2 separate regions of the Homo sapiens genome follow, and region 2 is linked to region 1. The links are chromatin loops, found by intact Hi-C in ENCODE. Cell type or tissue: endothelial cell of umbilical vein. All regions are shown on one strand. Each heading gives the region's core, and the rest is flanking DNA. Links, peaks and the distances in the headings are about the cores only.

Region 1 (9,738 bases), core at 751-8,750:
AGGAATCACATATAAATACAAAATAAACCTTTTTTGTTCATTTTTCTTCTCCTTAGCAAATCATCAGGCATCCAGGCTTTTTAGTTATTACTATCGACATGGCTCCATGGAGGGAGAGGGTTTCATGGACGGGGGCTGAGTTGGCTTGGGGTGAGATGTCTCTGACTGTGAATTTTTAACAAATGCTGGGTTTTCATTATCTGTCAAACCTGCTTTTTCATTTTTCTTTACATAGATCTATTCATTATCTTCACACTCTCCAATTAGTACCTCATTCTCTTCATGATCTGCCATAAAATACAGGTTCTTTCTGCAGGATTTGCTTATTTCTCCCCAACATTCCTCCTTTCCTAGTGAGATGTGCTTTCTCTTTAGTTTTTAATGTTTGAAAAAGCTAATCAACTCCAAAGTCTTCATTAAATCTCTTTGAGAGACTGACTGGGATTCTTCCTTGGAGCTTTATGTTCCTGTGGCCCAGGACTGCTTAAAGGTCACAAGAGGCCAGGAGCGGTGGTAGGAGCCTATAGTCCCAGCGCTTTGAGAGGCAAAGATAGGAGAATTGCTTTAGCCCAGGAGTTCCAGGCTGCCGTGAGACATGATCACGCCACTGCACTCCAGCCTGGGTGACAGAGCCAGACTCTGTCTTAATGCATACATACATACATACATACATGCACACACACACACGGATGCCCTCTTACCAACCTGCACCCTTAGTTTACTCCCATTGTGCATGAGATTACTTCTTCCCTGTCTGCTACTCTAGATTTGAAATTCCACAAAAGCAGCCAATGTGTGAGTGCTGATAAAGAATGAATGAACCTATGAATGAGACTTTTACACCACGTAAACTTGCTCTTCCTCTTTACTCCCAGATGAGTTGGGGGAACTTCTTTCTCCACCCTTTCCCACCGGACTGATTGCTTTCAGCAACCTTTGGACCTAATCCCTAGAGCTAAGGAGAAACGCTTGACTGCAAGCAAAAAAATGTGAACGTTGCAAGAACAAATTTAGTATTCGAAGCAAATGAGAACATAAGATTGTAGAGAGGGGATATGTAAGGTGAGGAGAGAAGACAAAAAATCACTGAAATACAGCTAAAGTTAAGAGTCAGTGAAGAAGAGGCACAAACAAGATTTGAGAAAGAAGAAGAAAAATGGGTCATACCCCACAAGCCAAGAGAATGGAGTTTTAAATTTTTTTCCAACTTTATTGAGGAATAATTGACAAAAATTCTCTTGATTTAAGGTATAGAAAGTGCTGATTTGATATAAATATATATTGTGAAATGATTACCACAACCAAACTAATTAACACATCCATTCTGTTAGTTACCATTTGTGCATGCACATGTGTGTGTGGTGAAAACACTTTAAATCTATTCTCAGCAAATTTCAAGTATATAATACAGAATTATTAATTACAGTCACTATGCTGTACGTTAGATATCTAGAACATATTCCTCTTTTAACCAAAATTTTGTACCCTTTGACTAACATCTCCCTATTCCCTACCTCGCAGCTCCTTGCAACCAGTTTGTTTTATGTTCAAAAAGGAAAAAAAAAAAACTATCAATGCCATCTGCCACAGAGAAGTCACGTAAGGACAGAAAAAACTAATTTATACGTTAGTCACAGAAAGAAAGAAGAAAGGCAGAAGTGGAAAGAGAAAGAGAGGATGAGGTGTAGCCGTAGGCTGAGGGTGCTGTAATCTCAAAAGTAGGCTTTTGTCCAGGAAAATGACTCTTAGTATTCCTTTCTGGGCCTGTCTATTGTGCTACATGCTCTTTGACATGATTTACTACTATTCAATACACTCAATTCAACAAGTACTTATTGCATCTCTACATAAACCAGCCTGTGCTTTGATTTTTAGGAGTCCTTAAAGATAAATATTTAACCTGAAATCACTTACAGTCAAGTAGAAGAGATAATATGCACATACGTTTAACTGCAGTGTAATGCAGAATTGGACACAAATCACAAAAACAAGAACAAATTGCCTTTGTGAGCTGATAAGTGGGTAAGGCCACTCCTTCATATCAATAATGCTGCCTGCAGGGAACAGAATCCAATTTAGATGATTCAGGAAACGTTAATAAAGGAACTATTTACAGAGCTGTGGATAGGTTCAAGGGCGATAACATGGAATGAAGTTGATGAGACTAGCAATTAAAGAAAGCTGTTAGCAACCTTGGGCTTACAGGGGCCAAAAGAGGAAATAGTGTGACTGAAACCCAGTAAGGGATAGAGACATGGAAAAGTGCTGCCCCACAGGAGCCATAACCATGAAGAAAAGCAGCCACTGCCAGAAAAAAATGGCTTAGAACAACAAGAGTTGGAGAAAGAGTTACTTCCAGCTCCTTCTCCTCCCACCCTCTGATGTCTTACTGCTAGGTCCCATTGGTCAAGCCAAATGTGAAGTCAGCTCATTTGAGAAGGTAGATAGCCCAGTCAATGAGACAATGCAGCACCCTGTGACACAGATCAGGGCAGAGAAAGATAGGAGAGAGACCTGAGGATAAGCAAATAGAGATTTCCGTTTTCATACTGTTAATAAAGACATAACCAAGACCGGATAATTTATAAAGGAAAGAGGTTGAATTCACTCAGTTCAGCATGGCTGGGGAAGCCTCAGGAAACTTACAATCATGGCAGAAGCGAAAGCAAACATGTCTTTCTTCAGATGGCAGCAGGAAAGAAAACAAGAATGAGAACTGAGTGAAGGAGAAGCCCCTTATAAAAGCATCAGATCTCGTGAGAACTTACTATCATGAGAATCCCATGGGGGAAACGGCCCTCATGATTCAATTACCTCACACCAGGTCCCTCCACAACATGTGGGAATTATGGGAACTACAATTCAAGATGAGATTTGGGTGGGGACACAGCCAAACCATATTAGACCCCTTCTTGGAGGTATCAAAAAGGAGCAGGTATGATACAAGCCTTCGAACAAATATAACATACCATGTTATGGCATTCCCAGAGGTGTAGACAGACTGAGAAAAAGCAAAGAAGTGGAAACTCAAAGACAGTAATTCAGATTAGCTCAAATACATGGTGTGCGTCCAGTAAGTGGTCTTAAGAGAGTGTAGAAGAAAGCATTAGATGCCCAGTTGGGTGGCTTGTACTGTAGTTGGTGATTTAATGGTCTTAACTTGAAAAGAAAAGCATATTGAAACAACTAATCTGGCATCAGAAAAGACAGCCTGGAGGTGGTAGAGACTCTATTCAGAGAAGCCAGTTAGGAGCATATTGCAGCATTCAAGCTAAGCAACTATGTTGGTCTGAAAAGGATGTTGGCAATGGAAAGAAATAATGAAATTATGGTGTTCAAGCAAACAGGGCTTAACGATGGATTACATATAGAAGGAGATGTAAAAATAAGGGCTTTAATTTATGTTCTTCCATGGCACACAGAAGGAAGTCAGCAGAAAATAGAACTGAGGGAAGAAGGGATGAATTCATTTTCAGCTACTTGTGCTGGGAGGTGCAGGATTTGGGAATGGAGCACAGGCTGAAGTTGTACATTTGGGACTCAACTGCATAGAGATCATAGTTGCCTAAAAGAGATTAGAGTTGCCAAAAATAGAAAACGATAATTGATTTATTAGTGGAAATTTGGCAAATAACATCTTAGTAATGTGATCATATAAAGGGATCAGTTCAAGATATAGAAGAGGGATATTGAAGTAGGAGAAGAAAGGAAGAAAATATTGAGCCAATAGAGGCCATCGAAAGAGGCATTTTCAAGGTAAAATATTTCTAAAAAGAATCAGGACAGAGAAAGGTTGTTGGATTGTGCAATTATGTAAATTACTATTTCAGAGACTTTGATGGTGAAGGAGCAATGTGGGTAGAGATCTACAGACCCTATGCAGGGAGGTGACATGGGAAGGAATGTGGTTTTGTTTCTCCGATAAAGGAAACCTGAGCATGTTAGCTGGGAGAGGGGAAACAATTCTCTTACTGTCATATTTTCTCCCTGTTTTCATGTTAATGAAACATAGTCTTAGTTGCCCTTAATAAACTGTAGTAACAATGTTCAAAGAGTCCACAGGAGGGAGACACTACTTTCTAAACTGACCCTATGAGTAGTTACATTGCCACAATATCTCAATGCTTAAGGTAGAAAGCTGAAGCTGGTTTTTGTTGTTGAATTTTTTTTAAAAGAACGTTGGTCAGATGTTTATTCTGGACATGGTGATTCCTTAAACTATTACAGCTTTTTTTTCTTAGAGACAATTTATTGCTTGCTGAACAGGTTTTATTTTTCCTTTGTGGACTTCAGCCAGTGATAGAAACAAAATCTTTTCCAATATCTTTTTAGTAATTGTACCACCTGACCATATAGTAGGTGCTTTAAAAATAATTGTTGTTGTTTTTCTGAAGTCTTTCATGGTGAACTTGTGCATTTGGATGATTCGGCCAAATTGGGTTTTGTATTTCTATGCGGAAAGGGAGATTTTATTTATGGATGTACCACAGCTATTTCCAGTTCTTCACGGGCTACACTTTCACATCATAGGTTACACTTTACCATCCTGTAATTAGTCAGAATCACATGACTGGCTTTGGCTAATAAAAAGTAAGTAGAAGAGATGCATTTCAGAGTTGGTACACCACTTTCCACACGCTCTTATTCATTGGTAAATGCTTGTTGGCATCATAAAAGGATGGTGACTTATTCATCCCTGATCCCTAAGGAACATAATCTTTCTCAGCCAATCTATTTTTGTCACGAGACATGAGTGATAAATGCATTTTATTTGGATAAGTAATAGTCACCAGACTTTTTCTGTAAAAGGCAGGATATTAAATATTTTCAGCTTTGTAGGCAACATGATCTCTATTCCAACTACTCAAGTTTGTCATTTTAGCTAGGGTAGCACAAATAATGGTCATAGACAAAAATTAAATTAATGGACATGTCTGTGTTGCAAGAATACTTTTCTTATAAAAGCAGACGGCGGTCAGATTCAGCCCATGAGCCATAATGTACTGACACCTGTTTTAAACCTCTGAGGTGTTGAGGTTGTTACAGCAGTATAACCTAGACTATACTGCCTAACTACTATTACACTTTACAAAGGAAATTTGTTAGAGTACTGAATGGATGCAATGGCAATTTTGTACTTTGCTATGAAAATATTTGTTAAAATAGGACCATGTGAAATTGATTTGGTTTTGGAGCTTTATTTAATCTAACTGAATCATATCAAGAATCAAAGAAATAATCACATAAAATTGAATTGGAACAGCTATTTTTAAAGCAGGCTGAACATTTAGAAATTTTCCCAAAATTGAACACAGAAAAAAAGAAAAGAAATTATTTTTGAAAGGCTATAGTGATCACCACAGAAGTAGTACCAAGAGAACACATATAAGCAAGGGACCATGGGAAGAAGTTTCCTGACTTCTTATCACTTAAACCCTAATTTTAATAGTAATTGAGTTCAAATTTTAATTATAGAGGTTTAAAAAGATGTGAAAGGTAAGCTTCTGTACACTACTGATTTTCTATTTTTTGAGTTTAGTACTGTTGCATAGGTATGCTCACTTCATGAAAACGCATCCAGCCATACATATGCCTGATGACATGTCCTTTTCTGTGTTTATAATTCTACAATATATTTTTTTTTGAGACAAAGTCTTGCTCTGTCACCCAGGCTGGAATGTAGTGGTGCAATCTCGGCTCACTGCAACCTCCTCCTCCCGAGTTCAAGCAATTCTCCTGCCTCAACCTCCCAAGTAGCTGGGACTACAGGCGCCCGCCACCAAGCCTGGCTCAATTTTTGTATTTTAAGTAGAGATGGGATGTCACCGTGTTTGCCAGGATGATCTCGAGGCAGAGACCTCGTGATCCACCTGCTTCGGTCTCCCAAAGTGCTGGGATTACTGACATGAGCCACCATGCCTGGCCTAATTCTACAAATTTTTAATAGAATTATTTCAAAAACCAAAGTGAAGGAAATCATTTCTGAAGTGTTCATAACAAACGAACGATTTAGTTTTAAGAGTAATTTGTAAAGTGTGATTGTTATGTCAGTAAACTCCAGCATCCTGTGATCCAGTCAGGAGTTCTCTGGACAATGTCATACTATTGGGAGTTTGCTCCTGAACGCTGTTTTCTAAAAACATGCTTCTTTTGGGTAAAACGTCACAACTTATGGATATCTGTTTGAAGATAAAATGACCCAACTTCTCCCATGAGTAGTGAGAGCCATCTCAGCCAAATTTATTGCATCCCTCAAATTTTCTGTCACAAAAGCAAAGGGTATCTTCCTTCCCTTTAGTCTTTATTTCTTATCTCCCTTCTGTCATTCATGTTGCTGATTTCTTTCTTCCTGTAAACAGAAACCTGAGCCAAGGATTCCTTATGGGAGCTGGAGGGTCTTACTCACCAGAATCAAAATCCCTGACAAACCAATCCCTGCAGCTCAACAAAAAGCTAGTGAATTGACAAGCACAGAACAAAGTCTGGAAGGAAAAACATCCATGCAATTCCCTGTCCTACCTACAAACATACGGAATCCAGATGAAATGCTTCGGAATGGAAAAGTGTCAGGTACTTGCAGTGTAGTAAGAAGTTATGATTAAAAAGCAAGAAAAATGTTAGTAATCTTAGAATCCTGTATTTATTTTTTCTCTCTGTGAGAGAAGATAAACATTTAATATGGATACGCTGAATTAATTGTTCCATAGCTCATTTGGCCTCTTATTTCTTTTCTTTTTTTTAATTTCCAAGCTGGTTTTATTAGCTACATTCAATAATTAATATTTTCTTGGTCAGGTGCCATTACAGAGGCGACTTTTCTAAAGTGATAATTTATTTTATTATCTTTAATAGAAACTTCGGCTTAATATTTGTATTAATTTATTGTCACCCTTCTATAAAGACATACCCATAACTAGGTAATTTATAAAGGAAAGAGGTCTATTTGACTCACAGTTCTGCAGGGCTGGGGACACCTCAGGAAGCTTACACTCACAGTAGAAGGGGAAGCAACATGTCCTTCTTCACATGACAGTAGCAAGGAGAAGTGCAGAGCAAAATGGGGGAAAGCCCCTTATAAAGCCATCAGATCTTGTGAGAACTCACTCACTATCATGAGAATAGCATGGAGGTAACTGCCCCCATGATTCAATTACCTCCCACCTAGTCCTTCCCACAACATGTGGGGATTATGGGAACTACAATTCAAGATGAGAGGTGGGTGGGGACACCACCAAACCATATAATTCTGCTCCTGGCACCTCCCAAATGTCATGTCCTCACATTTCAAAACACAAACACACCTTCCCAACAGTTCCCCAAAGTCTTAACTCATTCCAGCATTCGTCCAAAAGTTCAAGTCCAAAGCCTAATCTCTGACAAGGCAAGTTCTTTCATCCCATAAGTCTGTAAAACCAAAAGCAAGTTAGGGCCAGGTGTCTGTAATCCCAGCACTTTGGGAGGCTGAGGAGGGCAGATCACCTAAGGTCATGAGTACGAGACCATCCTGGCCAATATGGTGAAACCCCATCTCTACTAAAAATATAAAATTAGCTGGGTGTGGTGGCCTGCACCTGTAATACCAGCTACTTGGGAGGTTGAGGCAGGAGAATCACTTGAACCCACAAGGTGGAGGTTGCAGTGAGCCAAGATTGCATCATTGCACTCCAGCCTGGGCAAAAACAGCAAATCTCCATCTCAAAAAAAAAAAAAAAAAAAAGCAGGTTAGTTACCTCCTAGATACAATGAGGGTACAGGCATTGGTTAAATACACCCATTCCAAATGGGAGAAATTGACCAAAACAAAGGGGCTACAGGCCCCATTCAAGTTGGAAATCCAATAGGGCAGTAATTAAATCTTAAAGCTTAGAAATAATCTCCTTTAACTTGGTCATGCTGATGCAAGAGGTGGGCTGTCATGACCTTGGGCAGCTCTGGCCCTGTGGCTTGGCAGGGTACAGTCCCCCCCAAAGTTGCTTTCATGGGCTGGTGTTGAGTGTCTGTGACTTTTCCAGGCACACAGTGCAAGCTGTCAGTGGATCTACCATTCTGAGGTCTGGAAAATGGTGATCCTCTTCTCAGAGTTCCACTAGGCAGTGCCCCAGTGGGGACTGAGTGTGGGGGCTCCAACTCTGCATTTCCCTTCTGCACTGCCCTAGCATAAGTTCTCCCTGAGGGCTCTGCTCCTGCACCAAACTTCTGCCTGGGCATCGAGGTGTTTCCATACATCCTATGAAATCTAGGTGGAGGTTTCCAAACCTCAATTGTTGACTTCTGTGTACCTGCAGGCTCAACGCCACATGAAAGCTGCCAAGGCTTGTGGCTTTCACCCTCTGAAGCCATGGCCTGAGCTGTACCTTGGCCCCTTTTAGCCAGAGGTAGAGCAGCTGGGATGCAGGGCACCATGACCCTAGGCTGCACAAAGCAGCAAGGCCCTGGGCCCAGGCCCTGAAACCATTTTTTCCTCCTAGGCCTCTTGGTCTGTGATGGAGAAGCTGCCAAGAATGTCTCTGACATGCCCTAGAGACATTCTCCTCATTGCCTTGGTGATTAACATTTGGCTCCATGTTACTTCTGCAAATTTCTGGAGCAGGCTTGAAATTCTCCCCAGAAAATGGGTTTTCTTTTCTATTGCATTGTCAGGCTGCAAACTTTCCAAATTTTTTTTGCTCTGCTTGCTCTTGAACACTTTGCCACTTAGAAATTTCTTCTGCCAGATACCTAAATCATCTCTCTCAAGTTCAAAGTTCCACAAATCTCTAGGGCAGGGGGAAAATGCTGCCAGTTTCTTTGCGAAATCATAGCAAGAATCACCTTCATTAAAGTCCCAACAAGTTCCTCATCTCCATGTGAGAACACCTCAGCATGGACTTCATTGTCCATATCACTGTCAGCATTTTGGTCAAAGTCATTCAACAGGTCTCCAAGAAGTTTCAAACTTTCCCACATCTTCCTGTCTTCTGAGCCTTCCAAGTCTCTAGGAAGTTCCAAACTTTCCATTTTCCTGTCTTCTTTGGAGCCCTCTAAACTGTTCCAACCTCTGCCTGTTTCCCATTTCCAAAGTTGCTTCCACAATCGGGTACCCTTATAGCAGCACCCCACTCTCTGCAGTACTAATTTACTTTGTCCATTCTCATGGTGCTATAAGGACACATCTGAGACTGGGTAATTTATAAAGGAAAAAGGCTTAATTGACTCACAGTTCTGCAGGGCTGGGGATGCCTCAGGAAACTTACAATCATGGTGGAAGAGGAAGCAAACACAACCTTCTTCACGTGGCAGCAGCAAGGAGAAGTGCAGAGTGAAGGAAGGGAAAAGCCCCTTATAAAACCACCAGATCTCATGAGAACTCATTCACTATCACGAGAACAGCATGGAGGTAACTGACCCCATGATTCAATTACCTCCCATTGGATGCCTCTCAAGACAATTGGGGATTATGGGAATTGCAATTCAAGATGAGATTTGTGTGGGGACACAGCCAAATCATATCAATATTTTAGTAGCATAAATGAATATAATTATTACATTTTAAATAAAAGATGTATTAATTTCATTTTCAAATTAAGATTTAGAACATAATATGTACCTTCAATAATAAATGGCATTGGATTCATTATATGCTGTATGAATATAACACAGGAGTTTACATAATATTTTTCAAGATTTGTTCTCTCATGCTAAAGTTTTTTGTAACTTTTTTTCATCAATATAAATGCCATGACAACAGTAATGTCAGAG
Region 2 (9,738 bases), core at 668-8,667, 1.1 Mb after region 1:
AGACAGAATTCACTCCCGGACATCAGGGAGTTTGAGCTGGGACATCAGTCTTGTCCTAACCACACACTGGAACTTGCACCATCTGCTCTCTTGGTTCTCAGGCCTTCAGACTTGGATTAGAACTACACCACCGGCTCTCCAGGATCTGCAGCTTGTAGATGGCAGATTGTGGACATTCTCAGCCTTCATAATCATGTAAGCCAATTATTTAGAAGAAAATTCTCTCTGTACTATATGTGTGTATGTGTGTGTGTGTGTGTAACTGGTCCTGTTTCTTTGGAGTACCCTGAATAATACACTATATTTATATTTTTATTATCTGGAGAAATTATTCACTATGGAGATAATATATATACTATTATTTTATTTTTAATTTTTTTTCCTGGAGTTCCTCATTTTTATCCATTTCCTACTTGCTTTTATCATATGTCTGTTACTCTCTTGGGCTCTCTATTACATCAAATTTTTCTATTGACTTCCTGGGACTTCCAGCTCCTGCTCTGAATTATTTACTGTGCAACTACCATTTTGGGACTTCCCTTTAAGCTGTTCCTGTTCTGGACTCACTGTTTTTCAAATCTTATGCTCTCCTTTTTTTGGTACTGGTTCTGTGTTGGTCAGAATAGACTCCTTTATGCTGAAGTAACAACAACCTACAACCTCAATGGCTCAAAACCCCAAGTTTCATTGCCTACTCAGAGTGCACGTCCACTTCAGATTGGCGTGGCTCTGCCTGACTCTCCCATTCTCAGAACCAGGCTGACAGAGCAGCATGCTGCCTGGCAAAGGAAAAGAAAACTTGGCCCATTTTGCATTGGCTGTAAGACATTCCACTTGAAACTGATACATGTCACTTTTATGTACATCTCACTGGCCAAAGCAAGTCACATAGTTAAGTCTAACTTCAAAGAGGGGCAGATAAATGCAATCCTACTATGTGTCAAAGAAAAGACCTATTAGTAAACTGCCCTAATGACTACTATACTCGTTCATTTGCTTCATATCCTCAAGCAACTTTATAAAGAAATTACATATAGCATATAGGAGATAACATTCAAGCTCTTGCATGTCTGAAAATTGTCTGAGAATTTTCACTCTCATAAAGAAGTAATGAGGGCACTTGCTACTTCAGGTTATATTACAATCCACGAGGATCATAGGGAAGTAGGCCTTCTGAAAAAAAAAATAGGACCCAACAGAAGACAGGAAGTAGAGTAAGCATTGGAAAATTCAGATCATTTATTATCCCAAATAACTTGAAAAGATGGAAGTAGATTCAAACTTCTTTTGTTTGATTGTGGAAAAAGAAATTTAATCTTTTTTTTTAGAGCAAAGATTGGTGGATAGGAAAGTTCTAGAGTAGCCCTCTCCAATATAACTTTCCATGATGAGAGGAATATTCTATAATGTGTGCTACCCAATATTGTAACCACTAGCTGCATGTGGCTATTGAGTGCTTGGAATGTGGCTACTCTAAATTGTGGAATTGTGCCACATGGCTAGTATATTGGACAGAGCATTTCAAGAGATTTCAAAAGAAATGTAGATTTCAAAAGAATTTCAAAAGAAATTCAATAGGACAGTCTCAAAAATGACAATCTTACATTGCAGTCATAAAAAATTCTGAGGAGGAAAAAGGAGGAAAAAAGACTAAGACACTGGCACAGGCCCTGATGAGCTCACATATTAAAAGGGGCACACACAAAATATGGGAGGAGAGGTTATCACATATAAGAATAGCGACAGAATGAATGAACACAGTCATATAGTATAGACCAAATTTCTTGGTAAAACTTCTAAGAAAAACAAAAGATTTTTATTCTGTCTTTTGATAATGCAGAAGAAGAAAACGAACAAGGGTATAATGAGGTACGCTGCATGGGGTGACAGTGTGGTTACTCAGAAAAGAGAGGCATGTCCCAATGCTTTGCTTATCTTCGTCTTTCTTCCCAAGCAGACTATCAGTTGGTTTACAGATAAGGGGAAGAAATTTGTAGGAAAGCTCCTAGGTCTTCCAATGGAATTAAATTTTCTGGCCCAAACCTAAGGTCATGATTCTCAAAGTTGAAAGTACAAAATCATCACTTGGAGTCTTTGTTAATCATTCAAAGTACCCAGAAAAACATAGAGGGTCTAACTCCCAGAGAGTGTGGGATACTCTCAGGGATCACCATAAAGGTGCGCAGGATAAGTGCTAGAAAATCACTAACAGTATGACCGTCGAAGGGTCTCTAAAGTGGGCTGCGTGCACCCCTAACAGAAATGGAGGATGAAAATGTTAGACCTAATTAGCCGTGGTGTTTCTCTTTTCTTCTTGAGAGAATCTATGTATATACAAACATATCTTAATCTCTTTTCTCTCTTGACACAAATGGTAGCTTATTAAATATATTGGCCAGTATTGTGCTTTTTTTGGTTTTTTGTTTGTTTGTTTGAGACGGAGTCTTCCTTTGTCGCCCAGACTAGAGTGCAGTGGCGCAATCTCAGCTCACTGCAAACTCCGCCTCCCGGGTTCAAGCAATTCTCCTGCCTCAGCCACCTGAGTAGCTGGGATTACAGGCACGTGCCACCACACCCGGCTGACCCCGGTGAAACCCGGGGTTTCACCATCTTGGCCAGGCTGGTCTCAAACTCCTGATCTCATGATCTACCGGCCTTGGCCTCCCAAAGTGCTGGGATTACAGGCGTGAGCCATTGTGCTTGGCCTCAATATTGTGTTTTTTTCCCACTTAAAAATATAAGTTGTTGGCCGCTTCCTATAACACATATTTATCTGCCTCATTACTTTTAGATATAGAGAGGCAAGATGATGTAGGGGTTTTGAGCATCGACTCTGGGTTGAAATCCCCAGCTCTGTCACTTACTGGCTGTGTGACCTTGGCACTCTGGACCTTAGTTAGCTCATCTGTAAAGTGAAGGTAATAATAATAGTACCTATCTCATAGAGTTGAGTGAAGATAAAATGAGTTAATTTAAGAAAAGTAATTAGAACAGTGTCTCATATATGGTATTCTAGAAAAGGATCAGGTGATTCTGATGGTAGTGGGCCAGGTAACATACTTGGAGAATGTCTGTCCTAAAATAATGTAGTTTCATTCATTTATTCATATGTTAGGTATTTACCACATCAAATAATGAATATATAGAAGTGAATTCTTGCCTTCACAAAGCTGAGACTCCATCATAGCACAATCATGCAATATTGTCATCCCCACATCCACCCAATTAGTCTGGAAACCTGTGTTTCTTTTCTTCTCTATTTTCTTAATGGGATAATAAGGTATGCTCAGTAAATGCTTAACAATAGAAGTAATGGTAAATTTGTGATCATATAGACATGACCTCAAATACTGGTTATGCAACGGGGATTCAGGGACTCTAAAAATAAATGAAGATTTATAAAACCTGGCCACTCCTGGCAAACTTGTGAGGCTGAACCATCTTCTGGCTCAGACGTTCCCCTTTTCTCTGATCCTCTCTCCAGCCACAATTTACTTTGGAGACGAGGGTCTGATGCACTATCTCAGCAGAGAACCCCCCTGCCCCATGCTAAAATATCTCCTACCTTTCCCCAAATCTGGATAACTTAGCTCTTGCTCTCAGCCAAAGGTATCAGTCCCCAAAATTAACACAGCAAAATGTTGATGATTTGTAACTGTTTACTGTGCGTATGTGCCATTCCAAGAGAAGATGCTCATTAAAGCAGAAGCAATGAATTGCTTTATTGATTGAAATCTAAGCAAATTAATATCTAATAGTAAAGTTTTAGAAAGTATACTCTACTTCAAGGAACTCATTTTTGAATCCCGGACCTTTCCCGGGACTTTTACAGCATGTAGATGAATGTGGTCACTCTCGATAATAGCAACACCCCCCTCCCTCCATGCAGTTGCTAGTGCATTAAATCATACAAAACCTTAAACCTTCCACTTACTAAAACTCTCTGTGGGCTCGGTTCGCTATTCCTGTTTTATAAATAAGGAAACTGGGGTATGTCCGGTTTAAACAATGTGATTACACTCAAAATGCCAGAAAGGGACAGAGTCAGAATCCAAACTCTTATCTTTAGCCTTGAGTTCCAGTCCCCTTCCCACCTCATTATAGCCAATGGGGATAGAGACTACTCGGGGAAAGACTATTATCAACATAATCTGCCCTTTGTCTCGGAAAATCACACTCTCAGTCTGGTGGTTATCGTCATGAATCTAATCATCAGTTCCAGCATGCTGAACATGGCCATGATTGGTAAAATTCACACTGAAGCACAAAAAGGACGTCTGTCATCTCAACCGGAAATACAGTCCGGGTACAGCAAGCTTCCTAATTCAATAGCATTGGACCAGAAAGGCACCCTCTCTTTTCTGTAGCTTCAATGCCCTCCAGTGGGAAGATCTGACATTACACCCCAAAAGGACGGGCTGAATGGGGGCAGTGTTACTCACAGTCCTTTCTTAGAGTGTATGACATAACCCCAACTCATAAGCTACGATGTGCCTGAGAATAACTCAGCCTTATGCATTATTGCCACGATGGGTCACAGTCTCAGATTAAGATGTAGGAGCTTCCTTGCAGCCTCAGGATGCCGAATTATATCATAGATCATTTTGCCCCTTTATTTTGAATTGTGCATGATTCCTACATTTCAGGGGATTGCCTCCTTACACGCACAAACATCACACACACATCATAGAAAGCAACAGCTGGACCTGAAAGTTATCCAGCACAGAGATTGCAAACAGGAAAGACTGGGACTGTGGAAGTGTTTTGCATGCCCTGCACAACGTTTTACTTGTTTATATGCTATTTTTCTAAAATAAATTTAAATGCTTCTAGGTAGATTTGCACTCTCCAGTTGCTCACAGTTTTTACCACTTCATATTGGCTTAGTTTGGTTTCCCCAAAGCCGATTCAAAACAAGGTCTTGTATACAGGAACTTAATTTGGGAGAGTACCTAAGGAGGTAGTGAGGGGGAAGGGAGAGTGACACAGGAGGACAGAAATGCCAATAAAGGGCATGCCAATAATGGGCTGAATCATGTGTGCCCCAAATCTATTTGTTTAAGTCCTAACCCCCAGTACCTCAGCATGTAACTGCATTCGGAAGTAAGACCTTTAAAGAGGTAATTAAGATGAAATGAGGGCATATGAATGGACCCCGAAGCAATATGATGGGTGTCTTTACAAAAAGAGATTAGGATAAAGATGAGTACAGAGAGAACACGGTATGAAGACACAGGGGGAAGGAAGCCATCTACAAGCCAAGGAGAGGCCTCAGAATAAACCAACCCTGCCAACACCTTTATCTCCACTTCCCTCCTCTGGGACTGTGAGACCATCTACTTCCATTGTTTAAGCCTGTAGTACTGTGTTATAACAGCCCTGGCAAGCTCAGACAGGGTATGTGAATGAGGGGCCACTACTGTGGGCAGCTGGGGTTTAGTCCTGCCAAGGGCCCTGAGAAATTTCAGGGACGATACCTCAGAATTATGTCAGCAGAGCAGTGGGAGGCTGGGGCATTTGTCCTGAGACTGGTCCCCCTTGGCGGAGGGCTGGTCCCATCCCTGTAGCATTAACTCCCCTGCATTTCCAGGTTGCCCTGTGAATTAGGGAGTGGGAACACCCACAGGCAGAAAAGCAGGCAGTTGGAGTGAGAAGCATATGGAATGTTAGAGGGAATTGTCCACCTACCCTGCTGGAATCTCAGAGATGGGCCAGGGGACACAGCTGAGTATCCACCGCACCTGCCACACTATTATCTCACAGCTAAATGCTTTGCACATTTCCCAATCACGTGGCTTCTAAGTGACTCACAATAGCAGCCTCTCCATCATAAACACCCATCCCCTGGACTCAAGCGCAACTTTCTTCTTGCTTTTCAGGGCTCGTCCCAAGTGGATCTTTCAGAAAGCCCTTCTCTGACCACAATATAGTGCTAGTGCCACCGCTGCCCACCCCGTGGTGTGCTAGACTCGTCCAACTTAGAATCACCACTACTCCCTGCAAGTGTGTCCATGGTGCTAAACATCCCCAAGTATTTGTATATAGTGCTTTGTACAGGGTGATTTATGTGCATTCATGTGATGGTTCAGAATCTCAACGAGAGGACGATGTTTGCCACTGCTGTACAGAAAAAGGTATGTGACAGCTACCAGCTTATCTTTTACATTGATCAATTTGTCATATCCCCCTTTCAATGGTATGGATTGTTCCTTTAGTATTTGGGCAAAGCCAATGCTAATGACCTTGCATTGAGTGCTGCTTTCAGAGCTACAAGGTGCTTTCATATGCATCGTTTCAGGAGGCCCTCAAACAAGCTGATGAAATAACAGTAGCAAGGCAACACTACCGCACATTATACAAACTTGGAAAACAGAGGCCAGGGCAGTGTGTGATGTGTCCCAAGGTCACCTGACAAGGTTCTGACAGACCCACAGTGAGATCACAGGTCTCCAGTTTCTTGGCTTAGAGGCCTTCAATTTGCAGATTCTGGTAGGAAACATAAAGTCTCCTTTCACAAGCAACATAGGATGATGGAAAAAAAAAAAAAAACAGCATCAAATCTGGCTTCCAGGAACTTCCCCTTGAGAACTTGACTCTTCCATTGGCTAGATCTTCCTCTTTTCATTGAAATTGTTTCGTTATTTGGTGAACAATGGGTTTTCAGCTGCTACCGTGCAATTAAGCTCCTTGCTGATTGAAAAAGAAATTATATGATAGCATACTGGAGTGGCTTATTGCTCCTCCCATGAAGAATCTATGGGCTTGTTTTCCTAAGGTTTGTTTTCTATCTAAATGACGTCACAAATTAGTAGTCAACGATTGCACTTGTAATCATGCCAAAGGCATCCCAGCTTCTCTCTGTCAGGCCTCTGAGCCCAAGCTAAGCCATCACATCCCCTGTAACCTGCACGTACACATCCAGATGATCGGTTCCTGCCTTAACTGATGACATTCCACCACAAAAGAAGTGAAAATGGCCTGTTCCTGACTTAACTGATGACATTGTCTTGTGAAATTCCTTCTCCTGGCTCATCCTGGCTCAAAAGCTCCCCCACTGAGCACCTTGTGATCCCCACTCTGCCCGCCAGAGAACAAACCCCACCCTTGACTGTAATTTTCCTTTACCTACCCAAATCCTATAAAATGGCCCCACCCCTATCTCCCTTCGCTGACTCTCTTTTCGGACTCAGCCCACCTGCACTCAGGTGAAATAAACAGCCATGTTGCTCACACAAAGCCTGTTTGGTGGTCTCTTCACACGGACGCACATGAAACTCTCTTTGCGCTTTCCCTACTCCACACAGTAACCAGAGTGATCCTTTGAAACCATATGGCAGCCCCTGTCACTGCTTTGCACAGAATCTTCCAGTAGCTTCCCATTACAATAAGAGGAAAAGTCAAAATCATTACTAGACCCTGGACAATCTTCTCTCAGCTCCCCACGTCTCTCAGATCTCATCTGCTCATCTGCTCCTCCCTCTCCTAATCATTCTGCTCTAGCCTCACCAGCCTCCTAACTACATTTACAACATTTTTTAACACACCAAATGTATGTGTGTGCAGGACTTTTGCACTTACTGTTTTCTTTGCTGGAACTCTCTCCCAGGTTTATACATGCCTGCCCCTTTATCTCCTTCAGGTCTGCTTAAATGTCATCTTTCCAATGTGCTCTTCTAGCAAGGAAAGGATTTGCTTGTTTGGTTTGCTGCTGAATGCTCAGCTGCTAGAATACTCAATACATATTCATTGAACCATTAGAATGAATTTTATACACACACACAGACACATACACACACACACACACACACACACACATATATGTATATATAGTGTTTGCTGTATACCTTATTTAAAATAATTTATGTGAGGAGTCTAAACTTATGCAATGGATATATTATGACCCTCTCCACTATAAAAGTCTTAGATACTGACATTGTCTATTACAGAGAAGTATGTGTAGTTTCTGACGCTGGCAGAGAGAGACAAACAGCCAGTGAAACTTCATGTTCAAACATTAGTAGGAACTACTCACTGTCAGTAGTACAAATAAGACAGTGAGAAATCAGGTCTTGATTTATATACAACCCTTTAAATCTAACTTTTCATAGTCTGAGGTTGCATAATATTCTGTATGTAACTTAAATCTCTCATATTGACTGTTCATCAAGGATCTACTCTTTGGTTAAACCAAAAAAGGTAAAATGAATGCTCTTAAAAAGGCCACTGTTTTGTTTTGTGTTTCTTCAGAGCAGACTCTGAGAAAAGAACTGGAGGGCACATAATTTATTTGGGAGGGGATCCCCGGAAACAAGACAAGATAAAGGTGGGATGAGACAGGGAAAGGAAAAATGCCGATAAAAGGACTTTTAATAAGCAAATGATGACTGAGGACATGCGGAACTGAGTCTCCTTGGGAACTCTGGGAGGCTGGGTAGGAAATGCCTCCAGGAAAGGAGGATGCTTAGTGGTCTCAGTAGTAGAGGCGCATGCAGTGGGCTATATAGCCTGGAGGAGGGAGAAACCATTTCTGTAGAGAGAGCTTCTGGAGACATCCAAAGGAGGTGATTCTCAAGAGATATGCCAGAGATGACGGAGCAGGGCAGTCAGGCCCTGGAGGAAGCACAAACGGCCATTAGAGATGTCAACTCACATACCTGGCTATTCTAGACATGGGACTATTTCTCCAATAGTTGAATTTAATTTTTCCTTGAACTTGTATTCACTATCATTTCTTGGCCTTTTGGCTAAGATCAAGTGAACCTGCACCCACTGGAAGGCAGACAATCAGTTTATTTTATTGCTCCCCTCTGTCTCACTCCAGGGATTTGCAGAAGCCCCAAAGAGAATAAGGGAAGTGGAAAAATCTGATTCTCTGTTTTGGGGTTCTAGTGGTTTAATTTTATAGGTCAACTTGGCTGGGCCACTGCATACAGATATTTGGTCAAACATTAGTTTGGATGCCACTGAGAAGGCATTTTTAAAATGAGATTAACATTTAAATTAGTAGCCTGAATAAAGCAGATTATGCTCCATCATGGGAGCAAATCTCATCCAATCAGTTGAAGCCCTAAACAGAAAACCAACTGACCTCCCCATAGGAAGAGAGAATTCTGCCTGGAGATGGCTTCTAGACTAGAGCTGCAACATCATTCTCTGAGTCTCCAGCCTACAGCACTGCCATGCAGAATTTGGACTTGCTGGCCTCCACAGTCATGTGAACCACTTCCTTAATCTCCTCTCTCTCTCTCTCTCTTTCTCACTCTCTTTCTCTGTCACTTTCTCTCTCTCTTTAAAATATATATAATCTATGAGATTTGCTACCTCACCAGCCTCAGCCAAAGATGCTCTGGCTTGGAGTCCCCAAACTTACATTTTCATTTTCCAGCCCCTTGCCAGAACACACTGGGGAATGGGTTTGCAAAGTGTGTGGAAGGGAGAAGAGAGGGGGCTTTCACAGGGGCTATGCTAGCAAATCACTGATTCCCCTCAGGCATCCCATCCCTCTCCACAATCTTCAGCTGTCACTTGCTTATCCTGTTTTCTTTTTCTTGTTTTTTGTTTGTTTGTTTCCTTGTAGAATTTTTTAAATTTTATTTTAATTGTAAATTGGCAAATTATAATTGAATATATTTATGGGATACAAAGTGATGTTATGATTTATAAATACAACGTGGAATAATAAATCAAGCTAATTAATGTATTTATCACCTCAAATACTTATTCCTTTTTGTGGTGAGA

Evidence for each region. Hi-C counts contacts between places; a loop is a spot of excess contacts. Peaks named below come from ENCODE experiments on the same cell type or tissue, not always from the same donor. Only the 100,000 strongest peaks of a DNase experiment are listed, where the experiment ranks them.
Region 2: a loop joins it to region 1, with 14 times the contacts of the local background. A loop is called at or near these places in 2 of 110 quality-filtered maps.

What each region holds. Positions count from the first base shown.
Region 1 is chr3:6,990,423-7,000,160 of GRCh38, forward strand. The region is part of intron 1 of GRM7 (glutamate metabotropic receptor 7); the gene reads left to right. Among named protein-coding and RNA genes, the nearest start is that of GRM7-AS2, 100 kb to the left of the region's middle. In endothelial cell of umbilical vein, for the core only: a CTCF peak has its summit at 4,059; a DNase peak (open chromatin) is centred at 4,079.
Region 2 is chr3:8,107,011-8,116,748 of GRCh38, forward strand. No RefSeq gene overlaps it. Among named protein-coding and RNA genes, the nearest start is that of LMCD1-AS1, 390 kb to the right of the region's middle. RefSeq lists an enhancer at 6,601-7,174. In endothelial cell of umbilical vein, for the core only: a CTCF peak has its summit at 4,395 (motif pointing left); a DNase peak (open chromatin) is centred at 4,371; H3K4me3 peaks cover 398 bases; H3K27ac peaks cover 603 bases.